2 separate regions of the Mus musculus genome follow, and region 2 is linked to region 1. The links are chromatin loops, found by intact Hi-C in ENCODE. Cell type or tissue: heart. All regions are shown on one strand.

The links. Hi-C counts contacts between places; a loop is a spot of excess contacts. Peaks named below come from ENCODE experiments on the same cell type or tissue, not always from the same donor. Only the 100,000 strongest peaks of a DNase experiment are listed, where the experiment ranks them.
Region 2: a loop joins it to region 1, with 13 times the contacts of the local background. A loop is called at or near these places in 5 of 42 quality-filtered maps.

What each region holds. Positions count from the first base shown.
Region 1 is chr3:114,028,774-114,036,773 of GRCm38, forward strand. It overlaps Col11a1 (collagen, type XI, alpha 1), which reads left to right and starts at 1,767. Exons shown (of 67, transcript NM_007729.3): 1 at 1,767-2,230. The coding sequence starts at 2,128. In heart, a CTCF peak has its summit at 3,781 (motif pointing left); no DNase peak of the experiment used is centred here; H3K4me3 peaks cover 2,821 bases; H3K27ac peaks cover 1,599 bases.
Region 2 is chr3:113,692,329-113,700,328 of GRCm38, forward strand. No RefSeq gene overlaps it. Among named protein-coding and RNA genes, the nearest start is that of Rnpc3, 66 kb to the left of the region's middle. In heart, a CTCF peak has its summit at 3,632 (motif pointing right); no DNase peak of the experiment used is centred here.

The DNA.
Region 1 (8,000 bases):
CAAAGGTGTTGAATTACTTATATTTCAAATGTAAGATCTTTAATTTGTATTTAGACATTCCAGGTTCAAATACAATATGTTGGTAAACTATATTGGTAAAATATGTTAATAGATTGAAGAGCTAGTTGGCCCTATTTCTCTTATAAATGGCATCTCAAACATTCTGCTGGCCTCATTTCAAGAAATAAATAGGTCTTTTTGTTTGTTTGTTTGTTTGTTTGTGTTTTAGACTGTAATCCCAAAGAAACTTTATGATTAGGAAATCGTTCTTTGGTGCAGAGAATAACATTTATGTAGAAATATTTCTAGTTGCTTTTAGTATATTCTACTTCTGATTTTTTATCAATTTCCAGCTAGTTTGCCAACTATTAAACCATATGAAGACATTTTATATAGTCCAATTAGTCATGTCTTAACGGATCATTTAGAAAAGACCCCATGGTTTAAAGCTTAGCATCAAATAAAGACTTGAACGTGCACGCTTGATAAGCCTAATTGAAGGCCCTTAAGCACTGATATGACTGAAATGCTAACAGTAAGTCCTGCCTTCTAGTCTCTGTGTTGGTAGAGAAAATGAACGTGTTCCTTCAAAGCTTCTCTATGGAGTGGGTAATGTATGCTGGTACCCTGTTGGACACTTCCTACTTCTGTCCATTGCTGGACATTGGACATGGCACTCACTGTGGGAGAGACACGTTTCAGAAATGATTTAAAACACAAAAGACCAATCAGGAGGATGGAGGAATTCAAATATGCAGAAAACTGACCAGGGAATCAAATGTATAGATTTAAGAGATACACTGAGGAGGAGATGGGTTTCTTAGAACCACTTCCCTCTTGTTAGACTTTGCTAGTGGAGTGACCACGTTTTCAGCCCCAAGGCTCAGGGCCAGGCCAGGCCAGTAAAGAAACTGACTGGATTGGTTGGAGAATTCTGCAGGCAGCTTTCCTGTCCTTCTCTATTCCCTGCTTCTCCCTTTCATCCAGTATCAGGATTTGCTGGAAAAGCAAGTGACTGATTCCCTTAGTTTCTACTGCTATGGGTTCTTGGTCTTTCCTCTTTTCTTGCAGACAAGCCCCTCAGTGAGCTCTGGGCAGTCTTTGAACATTTGAGAAGCTTAACTTTCATCTCACCAACTAGATTTTGCCTACAAGATGAGGATTTTGATCTTTAGAGTTCCTTCATGCCACCTTCGTTAGTCTCTAGTTTAAAAATATTAGTAAAACACTTTTGGATGCAGGCAGCACAGAGCCCACTGGTTCCTGATTCCATGGCTGCCTTAGGAAGCAAGGTTTTTGGAGATGGATAAAATTACCGCTGCCAGTCCAGGACTCCAGCCGTGGGGCCAGTGAACATGCTGGTCTTCTCCCCTCTTTCCCCTCCCACCTCCGAAGAAAGGGGGGGGGGGCTCCCGGACTGGTGCGAGCAGAGTGCTTGGTTTTTATTGAATACAGAAGCTACTCGAACGTCCCGTGTGCTGCGGGGCTGTCCTGCAATTCCTTTCATTCCCAAAGTGCAGGAGTCCAGCTTTGGTCCCGCCTAACTCCCTCCCATTTCTTTTCAGGGGATTTGAGGAGGGGGGGAAGGAGAGGGAAGATGAAGGGTGGCTGGTGGGCTGGGCCTGCACAGAAGTCTGGATCCTCCAGGGAGAGACTGGGCGGGTTCAAGGCTGCGGGGAGGCCTGTGATTGGGTATGACCTTCAGTCGGCTTGTCAGTTTCTCGGGCACACAGGAGGCGGGAGGAGTGGGCGGAGGAGGGGGCTGCGCGAGCCTCTTGTCCAGCCCACCCACAGCATGAAGCCTTTAGGGGTGCTCAGTGCTTTCGGCTTTTTTTCTTGAAACCCTTCATCTGCCCTCAGTCTGAAGGCAGGGTCAGGCGTAGGACGGGTCCCGGGGTCGCAGTCTCCTGCGGGCCACCCCAAAGGGAGAGGAGGGGGCGAGAGACAGGAAGGAAGCAAACCATCAAATTGGAAAAAAAAAAATTAGAGCCCTTTGACTTTTTTTTTTTTTACTCCCTTTCCCTTCCGGATGGCTGTGTAGCGAACGTAGGCGACACCTTGGAAGGGACAAAGTTGGTCTGCAGTGGCAATTTCGTGGGTTCACAGTCGTGAGCGTGGGGCTTGGAGATGGAGCCCTGGTCCAGGTGGAAAACGAAACGGTGGATCTGGGATCTCACCATCTCAACCCTCGCCTTGACTTTTCTCTTCCAAGCTAGAGAGGTCAGAGGAGGTAAGGAGGAAAAAAAAAAGTTTGGGGAGGTGGGACATTGCCACCCGGCTTTCTTCTTTTTTGTGTGTGCTCTTCTCCCTTGTCGTCTCCCCACTTCTTTTAAATAAAATCCAGATTGTAGTTGCTACCGGGTTAAGTGTGGAAACTGGAGAGACAGGGAGATGGATGTAGGCGGGACAGTAATGGGCTAGGAGGTAGGTGGCAGGATTAAAAGATCTGTCAGGCACCGGGCAGGCTGAGAAAGCCCATCATCCCTTCTCATTTTCTTTGCAAAAAGAAAAAAAAAATTACCTTGAACAGGAAGGCAGTGGTACAAAGCTTTTGTTTCAAGAACAGTCTTTACTCAGAGTCCTCGGTCCTTTGAACCAATCTTTGGGTTTCTTCGGGTTCTAAAGGAGATATCTTTTGAAGGGTGACCTGAGGAGAAAATACTGAGAAAGAGTATAAAGTGAACTGTGATAAACTTCTTTGTCTGCAAGGAAGTGAAAAACGGGCTGTTTTTACTTTGGAGGATATAAGAGAAACCAGCGGGGATGAAGCTAGAAGATTGAGAGCACTTTGTGTGTGGCATTTTGAAATGTTCTCAGAGGAACACATTTCCCAGACGATAAAGTGGAGTTCAGGAGTGCTCGGGGCAGAAGGGGGGGGGGCAGTTTCTCCTGATGATTACCCCCCTCCTCTCCGTGACACCCTCATCCTCGCTCATCCCTTGTCCCCTCCAAACAGCTTATTCTTGCAGGTTGGACCTACAACTCTCTTGGAGGGCGAGGAAAGTCTCCAAGCAAATGGGGTGGTGGGCAGACGACTAGGGATAGGGAGGAAGAGGAGGGGGCCTGGGATAGGAGGGGGAAGGTAAGGAAAAGTTCCTACGTGGCACTACCAAATATTGAATGGCCAGACCTGTGTAGCTGACTGTAGCCCTGTCAGTACCGGAGGAGGGAGAGCGACTTCACTCCTCCCTCCGCTTGCCTCCTCCCTCCCCCGCCCCCGCCCTTTCCCGAAAAGGCATCTGGCTGCAGCGGTCCCTTAGGTGCTGTAGACTCGGCTGGCAGGAGAAAGCCCTTTGAGTTGGTGAGCCTGAGCAATTCACAGTAGAAAACAAGCTTTGTCAGGACTGCAGAGAGAAGCGGGGAATAGAGAGGAGAGGAGAGAATGGGGTTGGAAATGCCAACCCAACTCTGAAAGCACAGGTTTCGTAGAAACCTGAGCCTGGCCTTTGGTCTTGTTGCACATATCTGAGCGTTCCCTAAATTGAGTTAGCACTTCAGGGGGGCAGCCCTAGGGTCTGATTCTTAGGGGCTTCACACTCGCCAGGAACAGGCGGCTTCTCATTCATTCTGTGATGAGCTCTGGTGACCCTAGGCCACAGTGGGGCTCAATTCGATTTTTTTTTTTTTTTGCAATGATTGAGGCTACTTACGTTGATTCGTTTCAATGATAAATATAAGCATCTTTGAAAGTAGACTACCTCAAAAATTGGCAGTTTACTTTTTGGTATTCTGTCCTCTTTTGGGTTGGGCAGTTTGGGCAGCAGTTCTGCCCTCTGCTGGTTTTCTTCAGCAAGGGAAAGTCTATTACTTAGTGATACTGAAAAAAATGTTACTTGCCTAAGGAAGAATAGATTGCTGTCTCCCCAGCTTGTCCACATACACATGTAGACGTGAATATCCTAGTGACAGTCATTTAGAAGCACAGAATCTGAGACATTCTGCAGTGATCACCCTACACAGGTGACCTGAATGCCTTTTCTGCCTTGAGATATTTTTTTTGCTTTTCCACACTGGGATTTCAAGTCAATCAGATTTCCATGGTTTTAGGCTCTAATTTTCTATGTGAAATCTTAACAACACATCCGAAACACTTTCAGCAAATATCTCAGTACTACATCACATCCATTGCACAAAATTATGTTTCCTATTGTATAAAACTAAAGAGCATGTGAAAAGGTGAAGCACCAGATCATGCTATTTCTAATGAAATATTTTGAAAATAGTGTAAGTCATTAAATAACTTCATGGCAAGATTTGGGTGCTTATTTTAATGAAGTTGGCAGGTACTCACTACATAGTGGAAAACTACTGTTTTATTAATTCAATCTTGTAGACCTTCATTCTTTAAACCTATTAAAATTCATAAAAGAAATAATAGTAAATAAATACTTAAAAAAGAAACACCCTCTCAACTCCCCAGTCACCACAGAAGGAGAAACTAACTTTGTCTCTAGCATTTAGGAATGTAGCTAAAGGGCTGAGTAAAATTAACATGGCTTTCTAAAGCAGGTATCTTATTCTAGTATTATACTGACTTAATAGATTTCCCAAAGATGTGTACGTATGCTTCAGTGACTTAAACAAAAGAACATTTAAAATGGGCTGGTTTTCATATAAAATTAAAACACTATTATAAACTTTGTAGAATGTTTCATAATGTTTTCATAATAAAATTAGACTCTAAAAACAATATATACAAGAAGTTTTTGTGGAGTTTTTTTTGAAGAGAATGGATTAATGAAGTTGACTGTTGACTTCACATATTATTTGACTTTGAGAATCTAAAGTAACTTGAAAGTCTCCAACACACAGTCTCTACTATGATTTCACATACAATCACACACACACACACACACACACACACACACACACACGGCGGGAGGGGGGCAGGGGAGGGAGGAATGGAGGGGGAGTGGGAGAGAGAGAGAGAGAGGCTGAGAAATGCTGTTATTTAATGAGTATTCATTGACATTAATTTCTGTTTTATGTTTGATATATTTGCCTATGCTTCACCTCAGGAATTCAGGGATTAAGTGTGTGCATAATTAGTTCAGAACTTACTATAAACAGGGCCTGGGATGTATGTGAAATTTACAGTGACTGAGTTATGCCTGTGTTCAAATACATATTTTATTGTGTGAGTTTGAAATCACACAGTACCTGGCTAAAGCTTAATACAGTGACCAATCATACCTAGTTGAACTAAAAAACCCAGTCCTAATGGCCTTCTACCTTTACCCGTTAAGCCAAGTGTGTCTTGTAAACAGTTGATAAGTTCTAAGAGGGATTTTAATGGCTTGCCAGCCCTGAGCAGCCAGTGCCTCAGAAGTGCTGTTTAGAGTGCCCGGGATCAGCAGGTGAAATGGTGCTGGCTTCCTGAGTGTGCTAATTCAACCTGTGAGAACTCAGGCTTGTCTCTGCAGTTCTTTAATTAGAATAATTAAAACAGCAGGCATGCTCTTGCTAATAAGTGTAGTACTTGGTAGGATAATTAATATTGTGTCTTTTAATAAAATGTAAGAGCTCATGGGTAGAACCTTTTTTTTTTTTGCATAGATTATATATCAAAGATCAGTTAGGATGCTGTGTATTCATTTAGTTAACAAGGATTCTTTCATCTACTGCCCATTTGGTTTAGTATCATAATGTGTAATTTACAACAGTTTGAAACAAGATTAAGTAGAAATGAGAAATATATGTAAAAAGGCAGCATGACTGTTTACTGTTTAATTTTTTTGATTCCTTATTATCCTGAACTTGTGACTAAAATAAAGGGGGCAACACTGTTTAAATTATTCTTAAAACACAACAAGGTAAACACCGCTGAGTTTTGTATTGGGCGGGTGGAATTTATTTTCTAATATCTTTTCCTGAGACAGATTTTACTCATGTTATTTTTTTTAAGACTCTAGTTTGTTTATCATGGTTTATTAAAAAAAGAAATTCAAGAGTATTTTTTCACAGGCTGACTTATTTAAAGGAGTAAAAAGTGCTTAGATAAAATCTCTCTCCTGAGAGTTCTAGGGCTCGAATTTGCAGTAAATGCTAATCAGTCGTCCTTTTGCATTTTACTCAAGAGGAAATGGAGGCACAAAACAGAGCTTTTCAAATAATCCTTCTCATAAGGAACATTAAATATTGTAAAAGATTTTCTGAGTGTGTAAGATGAAACTGTATAATATTGATACACATTTTCTTTCATATACATCTCAGACTTGGGGCCATGGCCAAGTTAATGTGATGTGCTGGGGTTTTGATTAGCAAGATATAAGATATATACTTGATATGATAGTATTAGAAAATCAGGTGGAATGCATGCAATTCACTTTCCTAAGTTTGGAGAAAGTCAATGTCTCATTATTTGATCATTCACATATTTCTAGTGCATCCAGGGAAGTGAATTGAACATCAGATTATCAGCAATGGAGTAAAAAGGGTAGCTATTTCTAAAAAATTTTTGTGTACATTTATTGCTGGTTGAAGACATAGTGTTTAGCAATAGTAATAAAAGTAATAGTAATAGAAAACACAATTTCAATTTCAAACACAATACATGTATATATTACTACACATACTTACACACATATACTCATATATATGTGTGTGTAATATATATGTAATATATATGAGAATATGTCATTTCTGCTTTTTTCCTACCAATTCTAATCATATGAAAAATATCATATTCATTATAAGACTTTTATTTATGTGTCAGAATAATGATGTTGCACTTTCATACATGTTAAACATTTTCTAAATATATAGTTGACTTTGGAAAAAAATGAGAGAATATGGTAGCTAAGATTCAAATAAAAGTCTTTATTCTGCGTTGCTAAAATATTTGAAATTACAGAAACAGCCGTTACATTGGAAATAACTGTGTAGCTAATTAAGGAAGGACTCTGTCTGAATGGCTGGCCATGATGTCTGCTCTACTGTGCACTTCTGGTATCATACGAGTAATTGTTAGCAAGTAAGAAAAGAATATATTTTTTTACTGCAACATTAATTTCAAGAAATAGTATCTTTATGTCTTCTGAATGGAGGGTCGTCCCTTTTTTTCAGAAATCAATGTTCCTAGGAACCTAAGGCAGTTACGATGCGATGGTCATCAGGAGTTCTTGTAATATTATTTAACAGTACTTAGGTATATGAGGGTTGTCCTAATGCGTCTTATTCTTAACTCTAAATAATTTTGAATGATTTATTTTTAGGTAATTCAAAGGCAGAATTTTACTGTCTCAAAAGCACACTTTCTCCTATCAGTCATTTGTGGAGAAGTAATTAAGAGTGGTTGATGTAACCACTAAGAATTCACGCTCTGCATTTCTGCCTTTACTTTCCTCATTTAACACTGAGGAAATGTGACCTAGGCTAAAGTGGAAAGAGGCAACTTCCTCCCTCCCTCTCTGTTTTCCTCCCTCCTTCCTTCCTTCTCCTGCCTTGCTTGCTTGCTTGCTTTGTTTTACTATTATTTTCAAATTATAGTAGTTTTATTTTCTAGTAAAGAGAGAGACACATACACAGATGTTTTAACTGTCACAACCTTCCTTAAGTTCTCTTACTTCAGTCTATTTAAGTGATATTCTGGGCCATTTCCTGTATCCTCCCTAAACTGGAACTTTTAATTTTACTTGCAATTTAATAAAAAAATGTATGGCTTTTCTTTTAATTTAAAATTATGTCTATATTATTAGAATGCATCTAGTACATTCACTTCTCCTTTCACAAAAGTAATATAGTTTGATTTGTTGGGGTAAGAGGTTTCTTTTTAAAACATATTCTCTAATTTTCAGTTGTGTCAGGATAACATGAATAGTGCTTAGCTTGCTGAGAAGATGAAACGACAATTCTAAAGTGATTTAGAGAGTAATATCTATCGATCAGTTGCAGTCTCTGGCTTACTACTGACTTGGCTAATGGTTCTTTGGACATTGGCTGATCACCAGGCCTACTGTTATCTGGTAAAACAAACTCATTGCTTGCTGCTGTGGAATTAG
Region 2 (8,000 bases), 340 kb before region 1:
GGTGTTTCTGTGGTTTGGGTATCAGAGTAATTGTGGCTTCAAAGAATGAATTGGGTAGAGTACCTTTAGCTTCTATTTTGTGGAATAGTTTGTGCAGAACTGGAATTAGACCTTCTTTGAAGGTCTGATAGAACTCTGCACTAAACCCATCTGGTCCTGGGCTTTTTTTTTTGTTTGGGAGACTATTAATGATTACTTCTATTTCTTTAGGGGATATGGGACTGTTTAGATCATTAACCTGATCCTGATTTAACTTTGGTACCTGGTATCTGTCTAGATATTTGTCCATTTCATCCAGGTTTTCCACTTTTGTTGAGTATAGCCTTTTGTAGAATGATCTGATGGTGTTTTGGATTTCTTAGGACCTGTTGTTATGTCTCCCTTTTCATTTCTGATTTTGTTAATTAGAGTGCTGTCCCTGTGCCCTTTAGTGAGCCTGGCTAAGGGTTTAATCTATCTTGTTGATTTTCTCAAAGAACCAGCTCCTCATTTGCTTGATTCTTTGAATAGTTCTTCTTGTTTCCACTTGGTTGATTTCACCCCTGAGTTTGATTATTTACTGCAGTCTACTATTCTTGGGTGAATATGCTTCCTTTTGTTCTAGAGCTTTTAGGTATGTTATCAAGCTTCTAATGTGTGCTCTCTCTAGTTTCTTTTTGGAGGCACTCAGAGCTATGAGTTTTTCTCTTAGAAATGCTTTCATCGTGTCCCATAAGTTTGGGTATGTTGTGTCTTCATTTTCATTAAATTCTAAAAAGTCTTTAATTTCTTTTTTTATTCCTTCCTTGACCAAGGTATCACTGAGAAGAGTGCTGTTCAGTTTCCACATGAATGTTGGTTTTCTATTATTTATGTTGTTATTGAAGATCAGCCAAATTCATGTTGATCTGATAGGATGCATGGGACAATTTCAATATTCTTGTATCTGTTGAGGCCTGTTTTGTGACTAATTATGTGGTCAGTTTTGAAGAAGGTACCATGAGGTGCTGAGAAGAAGGTATATCCTTTTGTTTTAGGATAAAATGTATCTGTAGATATCTGTTAAATCCATTTGTTTCATAACTTCTGTTAATTTCACTGTGTCCCTGTTTAGTTTCTGTGTCCATGATATGTCCATTGAAGAAATTGTTGTTTTGAAGTCTCCCACTATTATTGTGTGATGTGCAATGTGTGCTTTGAGCTTTACTAAAGTTTCTTTAATGAATGTGACTGCCCTTGCATTTGGAGCATAGATACACAGAATTGAGAGTTCGTCTTGGAAGATTTTACCTTTGATGAGTATGAAGTGTCCCTTGTCTTTTTGATATCCTTGGGTTGGAAGTCAATTTTATTTGATATTAGAATTGCTACTCCAGCTTGTTTCTTCAGACCATTTGCTTGGAAAATTGTTTTCCAGCCTTTCATTCTGAGGTAGTGTCTGTCTTTTTCCCTGAGATGGTTTTCCTGTAAGCAGCAAAATGTTGGGTCCTGTTTGTGTAGCCTTTCTGTTAGTCTATGTCTTTTTATTGAGAAATTAAGTCCATTGATATTAAGAGATATTAAGGAAAAGTAATTGTTGCTTCCTATTATTTTTGTTGTTAGAGTTGGCTTTCTGTTCTTGTGGCTCTCTTCTTTTATGTTTGTTGAAGGATTACTTTCTTGCTTTTTCTAGGACGTGGTTTACCTTCCTTGTATTGTTTTTTTTTCTGTTATTATCCTTTGAAGTGCTGGATTTCTAGAAAAATAATGTGTGAATTTGGTTTTTGTCGTGGAATACTTTGGTTTCTCCATCTATGGTAATTGAGAGTTTGGCCGGGTATAGTAGCCTGCGCAGGCATTTATGTTCTCTTTGTGTCTGTATAACATCTTACAGGCTCTTCTGGCTTTCATAGTCTCTGGTGAAAAGTCTGGTGTAATTCTGATAGGCCTGCCTTTATATGTTACTTGACCTTTTCCCCTTACTGCTTTTAATATTCTATCTTTATTTAGAGCACTTGTTGTTCTGATTATTATGTGTTGGGAGGACTTTCTTTTCTGGTCCAGTCTATTTGGAGTTCTGTAGGCTTCTTTTATGTTAATGGGCATCTCTTTCTTTAGGTTTGGGAAGTTTTCTTCTATAATTTTGTTGAATATATTTGCTGGCCCTTTAAGTTGAAAATTTTCATTCTCATCTACTCCTATTATGTGTAGGTTTGGTCTTCTCATTGTGTCCTGGATTTCTTGGATGTTTTTAGTTAGGATCTTTTTGCATTTTGCATTTTCTTTGATTGTTGTGCTGATGTTCTCTATGGAATCTTCTGCACCTGAGATTCTCTCTTCCATCTCTTGTATTCTCTTGCTTATACTCGCATCTATGGTTGCAGATTTGTTTCCTAGGGTTTCTATCTCCAGCGTTGCCTCAGTTTGCGTTTTCTTTATTGTTTCTGCTTCCCTTTTTAGGTCTAGTATGGTTTTATTCATTTCCATCACCTGTTTGGAAGTGTTTTCCTGTTTTTCTTTAAGGAATTCTACCTCTTTGGTTGTGTTTTCCTGTTTTTCTTTAAGGACTTATAACTCTTTAGCAGTGTTTTCCTGTATTTCTTTTAGTGAGTTATTAAAATCCTTCTTGATTTCCTCTACCATCATCATGAGATATGCTTTTAAATCCAGGTCTAGCTTTTCGTGTGTGTTTGTGTGCCCAGGACTGGTTGAGGTGGGAGTGCTTGGTTCTGATGATGGTGAGTGGTCTTGGTTTCTGTTAGTAAGATTCTTACGTTTGCCTTTTCCATCTGGTAGTCTCTGGAGTTAGTTTTTATGGTTGTCTCTTATTAGAGTTTGTTCCTCTCGTGATTCTGTTAGCCTATATCAGCAGTCCTGGGAGACTAGGTCTCTCCTGAGTTTCAGTGGTCAGAGCACTCTCTGCAGGCAAGCTCTCCTCTTGCAGGGAAGGTGCACAGATATCTGGCTTTCGGACCTGTCTTCTGGCAGAAGATGAAGGCCCAAAACAGGGCTTGTCCCAGAAGCTGTTATCTTCTGCAGTCCACACTCTCACTTGTGCAGACTAGTCTCAGCAGGATCCAAGAACCAAGATGACTCCCCCTGATGCTCCAGCAAAGCCCTCCAGTGCTAGGCGGACACCTCTCCTCTGGCAGGGAAAGTGTCTGGATGTCTGGAGCCCGAAATGGTGTCTGCCTCAGAAGCTCTGTGGCTCCCGCCTGTCCCAGAAGCTTTTAGCTTCTGTAGTCCATACTCACACCTGTGCAGACTAGATCTGGTGGGATCTGGGAACCAAGATGGCTCACCCAGATTCTCTGGCCTATTTATTTCTTTATATTGAATTTTGATTTATTCACTTCTTAGAAAAAGAATGCACACTATGACACCTTCAGTTTTGACAGCTGATTATTAATCATAGCACACATGTTAGGTATTTCTGTTTCTATTGTAGGTAAAGGGTTTGGTTTTTATTTTTATTAAGAAGTACTTCAGGTTCAAGTTAGAGTCCTCGGGTACTTATCTGTCCAAGATTTTTGGTTATATTTATAAATATAATACACTAATTTTCATTGAAGTTTCTTTCATGTTTTTAAATTTAATATTAATTAAATTAGTAATTTAATTAATATTAAATTATCTGGGCCAATTCTCCTCTAAGGACACGATGTTGTTTCAGTTGACCTGTAGAGGTCACTATTAGCAGACATATGAAAACCTCCTGAAATTATGCCAGTATAACTAAATTTTAATTTCGGCCAATCCCAAATCACTAGAATGATCATATTATTCAATACTAGGACATTATACAAATTTTATACAATTTATAATTTACATTTCGTTTAGGAAATGAAATAATGAAGCAGGCACTACTACTTGAGTGGTTTAGCTAAGTAGTTTGCTCTCCTTAACTTTCTGCCCACAGTTTCTTAGACCCATTGACAGAAGATATGCCACTAATTTGACCTCTATTGATTTTCTACTTAATTATCTTGGCTAATATGTAAAACAAACAAACAAACAAACAAACAAACAAACAAACAAAAAACCTGTGACGTGGAGCAAGGGAAACCATACTTTATTTACATACTTCATATTGCAGAAGAACAATATCAGAGAAAGTGTAAATTTGACCTACTAGGGAAAACAGCGAGGGGATAATTCTTGTAAAAGAGGAATTTAAAGTAATATTTTTAAAGTGTTTATTTAGTTAGATGGCATTCAGGTGGGCACAGACAGGGAAAAGGATCAGGGCTGTTCAATGGAGAAAGGGTTTGACCACAAATGCCAGTAAAACTCTCTCAAAATGAAGGGAATCTGTCATTTTTTGTAAATTCTCTTCTGCCTCCATAAACACAGCCGTAATCAATTAAAGGCCGAGTTGTGAAGGAGCCATTGTCTGTAGTTGATTCAAACATCATTGAGTTGTCTTTTAGGCTACCCATGCGGAAACTCTGGTAAGGTGATGAGACACTTCAAAGCACCTAACTTTTCAATGTGGATTTTGTTCTCGACAGCTCACTTTGTCGTAATTCATTTAGAGAAACTGGAATGCAACCTATGCATTAGAAGGCTTGGGAACATTGCAAGTGCTGGTCCCTTGTGGATTGTATGTAGCAATTCCTTATTTATGAAAAGAGAATCAATATTGACTTCGTTTGCTAAGAAAATAAACAGTATTTGTTATGTGTCCCTTGGAAGAAAGTGAGAGTGCTTTCTCCAACACTAGAGGAATTATTCATTAGTTTTTGTTGTGATTGCTGATTTATTTTTGTTTTCAGCCTCTTTCCTACACTCCTAATTTGAGGGAGGCAGAGTTGCTGACAATGAAGAAACTGGTAATGTTCAATTATGGCTGATAGATTTGGGAGAGTGGTGGAAACTTACAATCAAGGCACTTGTGAAATATTTTTGGATAAAAATTTGGCATAAATGTTTTTAAAAATTAGCAAAGTAAAGTTGAACTAACATTAAATATTTAATGCTACTGGTATGCATTGACTACAGGCAATAGAAACATTTTTTTTTTCTCAAAAGTAAACGATAAAGTCTTCTTAGTAGTAAAAATAAATTCTTAGGCTTTTCTAGGTAGGAATGGCCAAATTTCTTCTCTGGCTGCCTAAATAATAATCTGGAGTAGTCCTGGAGGAAGCTCCATTCAACCATATTTAAATGAGGATTTATGCCAAATATGAATGTGTTTAGAGTGGAAACTAAAGAATAAAGTGCTCATTAAGAATGTTTTTTCTCCTATGACTCGTTTGCTTTCTAGATCAAATGAATAAAACAATTTTCTTTGAGCATTTGATTCAATGAAACGTCTATGTCATGTCACTGTTCTTCAAGCACAGAAGGCTCTCTTTTCTTTGAGTGACTCATCTGGGGAGGTTAGAAGGCAGAGCCTTACTGCTCAGAGGAGCTACTGTAGAATGACTCAGGACACCTTCACTAAATCCATTCATTACCTTGGCCCTGGTGGGAGTTGCAAGTGAAGCCTGCCAATTAGATGTTGGTAATGTGGACTCTGCTTTAGGGAATTGGGTACAGCTGCCAGAATTCATTCCTGAACTTTAGCAGCCACAAAAGAGTATTTTTTCTGTCCTCTGAAACTGGTTCTAAACCAGGTCCCAAAAGGACAGGCTTCCTTTTGTCCACCACCTACCCCAAGTCCCGTTGCTAACAATGACACAACGTTAGGTTTTCCAAAATCACAGGAAACATCTGAGGAAGGAAAAAAGAAGAGAAAAAGAGACTTCTATTGAACTCATTAGCTTCTGTTTTAATTTTTTTCTTCTAAGTTTTGAACTTACCATTTGGAAAATAATTACATGGTGACAGTTTAGTAGAAACCAACAGTGCTTTATTATGAAATGAGAGGCTAATCTGTGGACTGTCTGAGACATCTTACCCCAGATCGTCTTTAGATGTCAGTAGGAATTAAAGTCAATTTATATTCAAGACTGCTTACATTAAAAACAAAAGCAAAATAAAACAAAACAAATTCTCGAAATCTCTGGTCCAAAGGTGTGTTATCTTTGGGTCATCAGTACTATTTGTATGTTCTCATTCAGAAGCATATAGATGCTTTGTATTCAAGTGCGTTGGTGTTGTAGGTGTATATTGATAATACTTTCATGGTTTATTCAGTTTGAATGCTTAGGCGAGGTTTTGAAATTTTAATAGGCAAATTGTTCATTAAGGAATCTTAAATATATTATTACCAACATGATAAACCTTGGGAAGTTCTCAAGTCATCTTTTAGAAAATGTCAGAGAAACATAGAAGTATAGGGTTAGATGGGGAAACCACTTGGGCAGTCCCTGTAAACTCTTAACAAGAACATGTGTTACTCCCCATTTTAATTCAATATACTCTTTTTCCTTCTATTCCTGATTTCACATCAGAATTATTTTTTAGTATCTCTGAGACAGCACTCCTATGCTGCAGAGCTGAATGCATACACTTACTTTATCTTCACTTTGTATTATTGTATAAATATATTTTATTGGGAACCTACTTCAAATTCTTGCTAAACCCATGAGCTATTCACAGGAGTGCACTCAAGAGTAGGAGTAGAAGCTGGAACAGAGAAACCAATGTCTCTTTTGCTTGGCTGGAGCCCACCGTTAAGGGAAAGAGGTTTCCTCTAGTAGCTCACTGGTGGTTCACAAGTTGTGTTTCATATATATCTCTTCTGCTTTGCCATGTATACACAGATGCACTTGTACACGTTCCTATGACTTAAGGGAATGAAAGAGATTAGCCAAAATTTTTACGAGTTGAAAGTGAGTGAACACAGTCGCAACAATAACTGTTCAGAACTTGAATGAATTGCCACAGTTTTCACCAACTAACTGGCTGGCCTTCTCAGCCAGTCTCCAAATTCCTGTTGAAATGAAGACTTTCTTTCCTGGACTGGGCCTGGCATTCCTGGGAAACAATGGTTCTTTTCAACTAGGCTCTGAAATTTCACAGGTGAAGGGAGAGGGGCAGTCATTTGATTCCACCCACAAGAAGCCTGTTCGTATTTTAAAGAGTGAAGACAGAGCTGATCATGGAAACACAGGCAAAGCTGGCTAGTGGCTGAGAGCTGCAATCTAGACACACTGTACTACAGTTCCCCGTGCAATATGGATCACTTTCAATGTTCTGTCTTCAACTCACATTACAACTCTTTTTCTGGATTTTTCCAAGAACAGACTACAGGCCCACTGACATTGCATTTAGCTTTACATCATGTCTTATGGAAGAGAAGTATTGATTTTTTTTATTAGGATTTGGCAGTAGATTATAAAAGTTAGCATTTAGAGATATATCTGTTTGTATAACTACATTTTAGAAAAGATGAAAGGTAATATTTTATATATGTTTAAACCTGTATATAACTGCATATATAATCTAAAATGAAAATTCTAGCTAGCATCCTTTTCAAAACACTTAAGGCTACTAATGTTATAATTAAAGTTTCAAAAGTATTGAGGTAATTTTAGTACATATTTATGAACAATATGCAATTGGGAGAATTTGTGCATTTTGATTATTATACATACATATATAAAGGATACCAGGTACATTTAAAGATTTTTTAGGGAAAATTTTGTGAATACATTCCTTGATGATAAGTTTTGTTTGACAATTCTCTCCATAATTGAGTGAAGTAAACTGACATTTGCATTGATTCATATATGTGAACAATGAAATTTCAGATTGTCCTTTTGTTGATCAAGTATGTTAAAAAAATAAGTTCCATGTCTCAAAGAAAGAGACCATCATTCCAAGTAACACATCTGAACAAAGAATTTTACTCTCGATCTAGTGTGTGTCCTTAGAACGGGGATACATATGTAGCAAGACTGCACTTGGTTTTTATTCTAACTCAGGTGGTGACTTTGTCATTTCCTCACTGCCTGGGACCAGACCTCACAATCTTACTATTCAGGTGGACAGTCTGAAAAGAATTGGTTCAAATTCCTAGGAAAAAGCACTGGGTCTTTGAGTAAATAAAGGTGTTATTGCATGAGTGGGTGAGGTACTAAAATATATGACAG